Linked DNA regions of Homo sapiens: region 2 is linked to region 1. Evidence: read pairs that join two places in POLR2A ChIA-PET (ENCODE). Cell type or tissue: PC-3. All regions are shown on one strand.

Region 1 (2,500 bases):
CAGTGTATCATTTTTTTCATTTATGGCTCCTAGGTTTATCTTGCTTTAAACTGAAATCTTTATGCATGGTGGAGTCTAAGTGAAAGAAGTGAAGTTTAGATTCCCAACTTATTTTTCTTCCAGAAGACTCCAGTTTTCCCCAAAACATCCTACCGACTGTTGATTGAATTACTCTTATTGTTTTTAATAATTTTTCAGTTGATTTTCTAGGGTTTTCTAGATATATAATCATATACAAACAAAGATAATTTTGCCACCTTTAGTATTTGTAACTTTATTGTATAAAGAATGAAATTAAGCTGACTACTATTTGCAATGTATTGGTAACATTGGGCACTCTTTTCCTGACTTTGGAAATGATTCTAGTACTTAAACTTTTTTTATGATATTACCTTTTGGTTTGTTATATGTATTTTTAAAGATCATGTTAAGCAAGCATGCATCTATTTCTATCTTTTTTTTTATTTTGAGACAGAGTTTCGCTCCTGTCGCCCAGGCTGGAGTACAATGGCACAATCTCGGCTCACTGCAACCTCTGCCTCCCAGGTTCAAGTGATTCTCCTGCCTCAGCCTCCCGAGTAGCTGGAATTACAGGCACCTGCCATCACACCTGCCTAATTTTTGTATTTTTAGTAGAGGCGGGGTTTCTGCATGTTGGCCAGGCTGGTCTTGAACTCCTGAACTTGTGATCCACCTGCCTCGGCCTCCCGAAGTGCTGGGATTACAGGCGTGAGCCACCGCACCCAGCCTTTTTTTTTTTTCTTTTGAGACAGGGTATCACTCTGTCACCCATTCTGGAGTGCAGTGGCACAATCTAGGCTCACTGCAGCCTTGACCTCCCAGGTGCAAGTGATTCTTTAGACTTTTTAAAAATCGGGAAAGGAAGTTGAATTTTATTAAATGCTTGGGAAACTGGTAATGCTTGTTTACCTCAGTGTTGTTGAAGGGGTTTTTTTGGTTCCTTGTTTTATGATTTGTGCTACAGGTATAGATGTTGATCATTTTAAATATTTGGAATAAGAGGCAAGAAGAGCTAGGCAACAGGAAGTATAGTTTACATATATTTTTTCCTAGAACTTTTTCTCTGAGTCTCTTGAGATCTTTGCTGTTGTTCTATATGTGAGGGTGGAACTTCGATTTTAGCAGTTTCCCTGCTTTAGGGAGAACTTGGCACACCTGAAGATGTGAGTGGGAGGAGGGAGAGAATGACTCTCTGTAATCCTGTGGATTATGAGTTTTGTGTGATGAGTCAGAGCTTTTGTCTGCTTAGTCAGATTTGATCCTCACCTTCAAAGCTGTCTCCTCAACTCTAATGAAAGGTTGAGAAAAATAAAAACGATGAGGCCAAAAAAGTAGCTCGATTATTTTCTGCTCTGCAAACATGTGTCCCAAGATCTGTGATTCCCCCCACTTCTTTTTATAGGCCCCCCATGATTCTAAACGGCAACTATGAAAGTTATGGGTTAGGACATTTCTGAATATTCTCTTACTTACTAAATTGTGAACCTTGCCCTCTTAGGGCATATGCATATAGAATCAGTCTTATTAAAAGAGTACTGGTATTTTCCCTGGTTCCCACACTAATTTTGGTCCTTTTTGTCCTGTTTGGTGGATTTCGGGACAAGATCATGTGAATGTATGTTATTCAGATTTTAAAGGCTCTTTTCACATATCCACAAAAATCCCCCTCAGAAGAATTAGTATCATTTTGTATACTCTTGCAATTGGAAGTTGAGAATATTTTTTCGTTTTTTTTTAACAGTGGGAATATTATTATTTTAATTTGTATATTCTTGATTTTTATGGATAATCATATATTCCTAAATTTGTTAGGGAATTATATTTGTTTCTGAATTGTTTGGCAGGAATGGTTCTGGTAAGATTTTGTAGCAATGTGATCATACAATAATTATCTTAAAGATTTTTCCTGATCACCCCCAAAAGGCCGGTCTCATGAGGTATGGCTTATTTACATAGGTGTGCAAAAATATTAACTACACAGGCTTCCTTGAGTTAACTTGTGCGTATCCTTGAGCCTATGCACTATGTACAACTACTAAAGCTACAAAATTAACTTTTGAACTTTTTCTAAGGAATCTGAGCTAGGACATTTAAAAATTACTGATATTTCCTCTCCTCAGGCTAGAAAGCAAGCCTGGGACATTCTACGAGATTTTACCTACTATAGTACCCCCAATTATCCCTCAGATTTCTTTCTTTCTTTCTTTTTCTTTTCTTTTTTTTTTTTTTTTTTGAGAAGGAGTCTCGCTCTGTCGCCCAGGCTGGAGTGCAGTGGCGCGATCTGAGCTCACTGCAAACTCCACCTCACGGGTTCACGCCATTCTCCTGCCTCAGCCTCCCGAGTAGCTGGGACTACAGGCTTCCGCTACCACGCCCGGCTAATTTTTTGTATTTTTAGTAGAGATGGGGTTTCACCGTGTTAGCCAGGATGGCCTCGATCTCCTAACCTTGTGATCCGCCTGCCTCAGCCTCACAAACT
Region 2 (2,500 bases), 270 kb after region 1:
TGGGAGTGCTTTTTTTGCCTCGAGGTTATCATTTGTAAAATGGGATAGTATCTGCTTTGTGGGAATTTGTGAAGATCAAATAAGGTCATAAATGTGAAAGTTTTTATAACTTTATAGTTCTGTGAAATGTTTATTTTAGTATTTTATATTTTAGACTATATTTCACAAGATAGCAAGTGGTCTTACATGGCATCATATTCACTAATAGTCATTTTTTGATTATTTTGATTATTCTCATTGATCATTTTTGTCATACATAGTTAAATATAACTTAACAGCAGTCTTCACTGATGTACATAAAATTATCTTATAACTTCATAACTTAAGTTATAGAAAGTTTCTCTAATACTCTATGAATTACTAACAGATTAGTGTTTTTGGTCTTGGGAGTATCACCTGGTAGGTCATTGGACGTTTGTTTTCAATAAATTTTCTTAAATTAGTATCCTAGCTATCTACCATTCAAGCAGTAAACTTGGAGACATAAGATCTGTAATCTCATTCAAGCCCTTCTATGTGAGTACAGCTTTCTAAGCTTCTGCTTTTTTTGTTTTTTAAATGTAGTGAACTAGATATTTCTTACAACAGTAAAACTCTAAACATTGATTTTGATATATAATGAAGGGTTAAGGTTTTTAAAGTATCTTTCAATTTAATTCATAGTTATTTAAAAATATTTATACTATACATACACCTTGCTCTCAAGTGGCTTTTTCTGCATACATTATCCTGATTAACTGTTTTTACTCTGCGTGTATGTGTGTGTGTATGTATGTATATATGTGATCACAGGATCACAGAATCGAAAAGATGTGTATGTGTTTGTGTGTGTGTGCATATATATACAACATAGCTATACCCCAGTATCTGCAAATCTGCAAGGGATTAGCTCCAGGATCCACCATGGATACCAGAGTCACAGATGCTCAGGTTCCTTATATAAAATGGAATATTATTTGCATATAACCTACACACATCCTCCTGTATACTTTAAGTCATCTCTAGATTATTTATAATACCCAATAAAACTATGCAATAAATACCCAATAAATGCTATGCAAATAGTTGTTAGACTATATTGTTTTTTATTTATTATTTTTTAATTGTTGTTTTGTTATGAGGGGGTTGGATTTTTTGCTTTATATTTTCTTTTTTTTTTTTTTTTTCCTATTAAGACAGAGTCTCACTCTGTTGCCCAGGCTGGAGTGCAGTGGCACGATCTTGGCTCACTGCTGCAACCTCCACCTCCCGTGTTCAAGCGATTCTCCTGCCTCAGCCTCCTGAATAGCTGAGATTACAGGTGTGCTCCACAATGCCTGGTTAACTTTTATATTTTTAGTAGAGATGGGGTTTTGCCATGTTGGCCAAGCTGGTCTCGAACTCCTAACCTCAAGTTATCTGCCTGCCTCGGCCTCCCAAAGTGCTGGGATTACAGGCATGAGCCACTGTGCCCGGCCTTTGTTTTATATTTTCCATCTGCAGCTGGTTGAATCCACAGATGTAGAACCTGCAGATATGGAGGGCCACTTATATGAATATACACTCTTAGATACACACACACATACACACACAAACTCACATATTAGACATTTCAAACTTCAGTGCCTACAAAAGCCAAGTAAATGACATGAAAGAGTTCATTGGACCCCTCATGGGCACTGTGGCAAACAGGGGAGTCATGGCCCTATTTAAATTTAATAGTCAAAGCTCAACTCCACCCAATTGTTGCCATGTAGGAATGTGGGCCCCATGTTCCAGAACCCACTAATATTTCAAGGGAAGTCAAGACTATGGATTTTTATGTCCTCCCAAATATTAAATATTGGAAACAAATTCAGAATTTTTACAAGCATTATATGAACCAAATACATTCTGTGGCCTGTTTGGAGCCGGTGAGCCACCAGTTTGTGACTTCTATCAATATATAAACTAGAAAGATATGTACCATTGTTCATGAAATCTGATAAGTTTTGCTTAAGACCCACTAAGTTCCTCTTTGAATTTGTACTCTAGCCAAGAAAAGGTGATGGGGGTTGGGGGAATGCCCTGCCCAAGAGCAAAGTAATCAGGTAACAGAGTAACTTGATAAAAGTTTGCTTTTAAAGTATGTGTAGGTGCACTATCTAATGAGATCATCAGCTGACACACATCATTTTTTGTCTTTAAAAAATCACAAGTTTTTTGATTCTGTGATTTCAATTTCATACTTTCTTTTTTTTTTTTTTTTTTTTTCGTTTTGAGGCTGAGTCTCATTCCATCACCCAAGCTGGAGTGCAGTGGTGTGATCTCAGCTCACTGCAACCTCCACCTCCTAGGTTCAAGTGATTCTTGTGCCTCAACCTCCTAAGTAGCTGAGATTACAGGTGTGCACCACCACACCCAGCCAATTTTTGTATTTTTGGTAGAGACGGGGTTTCACCATGTTGGCCAAGCTGGTCTCAAACTCCTGACCTCAGGCGATCCGCCCCCATTGGGCCTCCCAAAGCGCTGGGATTACAGG

What was found. Peaks named below come from ENCODE experiments on the same cell type or tissue, not always from the same donor. Only the 100,000 strongest peaks of a DNase experiment are listed, where the experiment ranks them.
Region 2: POLR2A ChIA-PET joins it to region 1 with 15 read pairs; 4 of 35 experiments call an interaction of 5 or more read pairs at or near these places.

What each region holds. Positions count from the first base shown.
Region 1 is chr2:159,599,690-159,602,189 of GRCh38, reverse strand. All of the region lies in intron 1 of BAZ2B (bromodomain adjacent to zinc finger domain 2B), which reads left to right. Among named protein-coding and RNA genes, the nearest start is that of BAZ2B-AS1, 14 kb to the left of the region's middle. RefSeq lists an enhancer at 2,459-2,500. In PC-3, no CTCF peak of the experiment used is centred here; a DNase peak (open chromatin) is centred at 1,219; H3K4me3 peaks cover 403 bases; H3K27ac peaks cover 1,000 bases.
Region 2 is chr2:159,327,803-159,330,302 of GRCh38, reverse strand. All of the region lies in intron 34 of BAZ2B (bromodomain adjacent to zinc finger domain 2B), which reads left to right. Among named protein-coding and RNA genes, the nearest start is that of WDSUB1, 42 kb to the right of the region's middle. In PC-3, no CTCF peak of the experiment used is centred here; no DNase peak of the experiment used is centred here.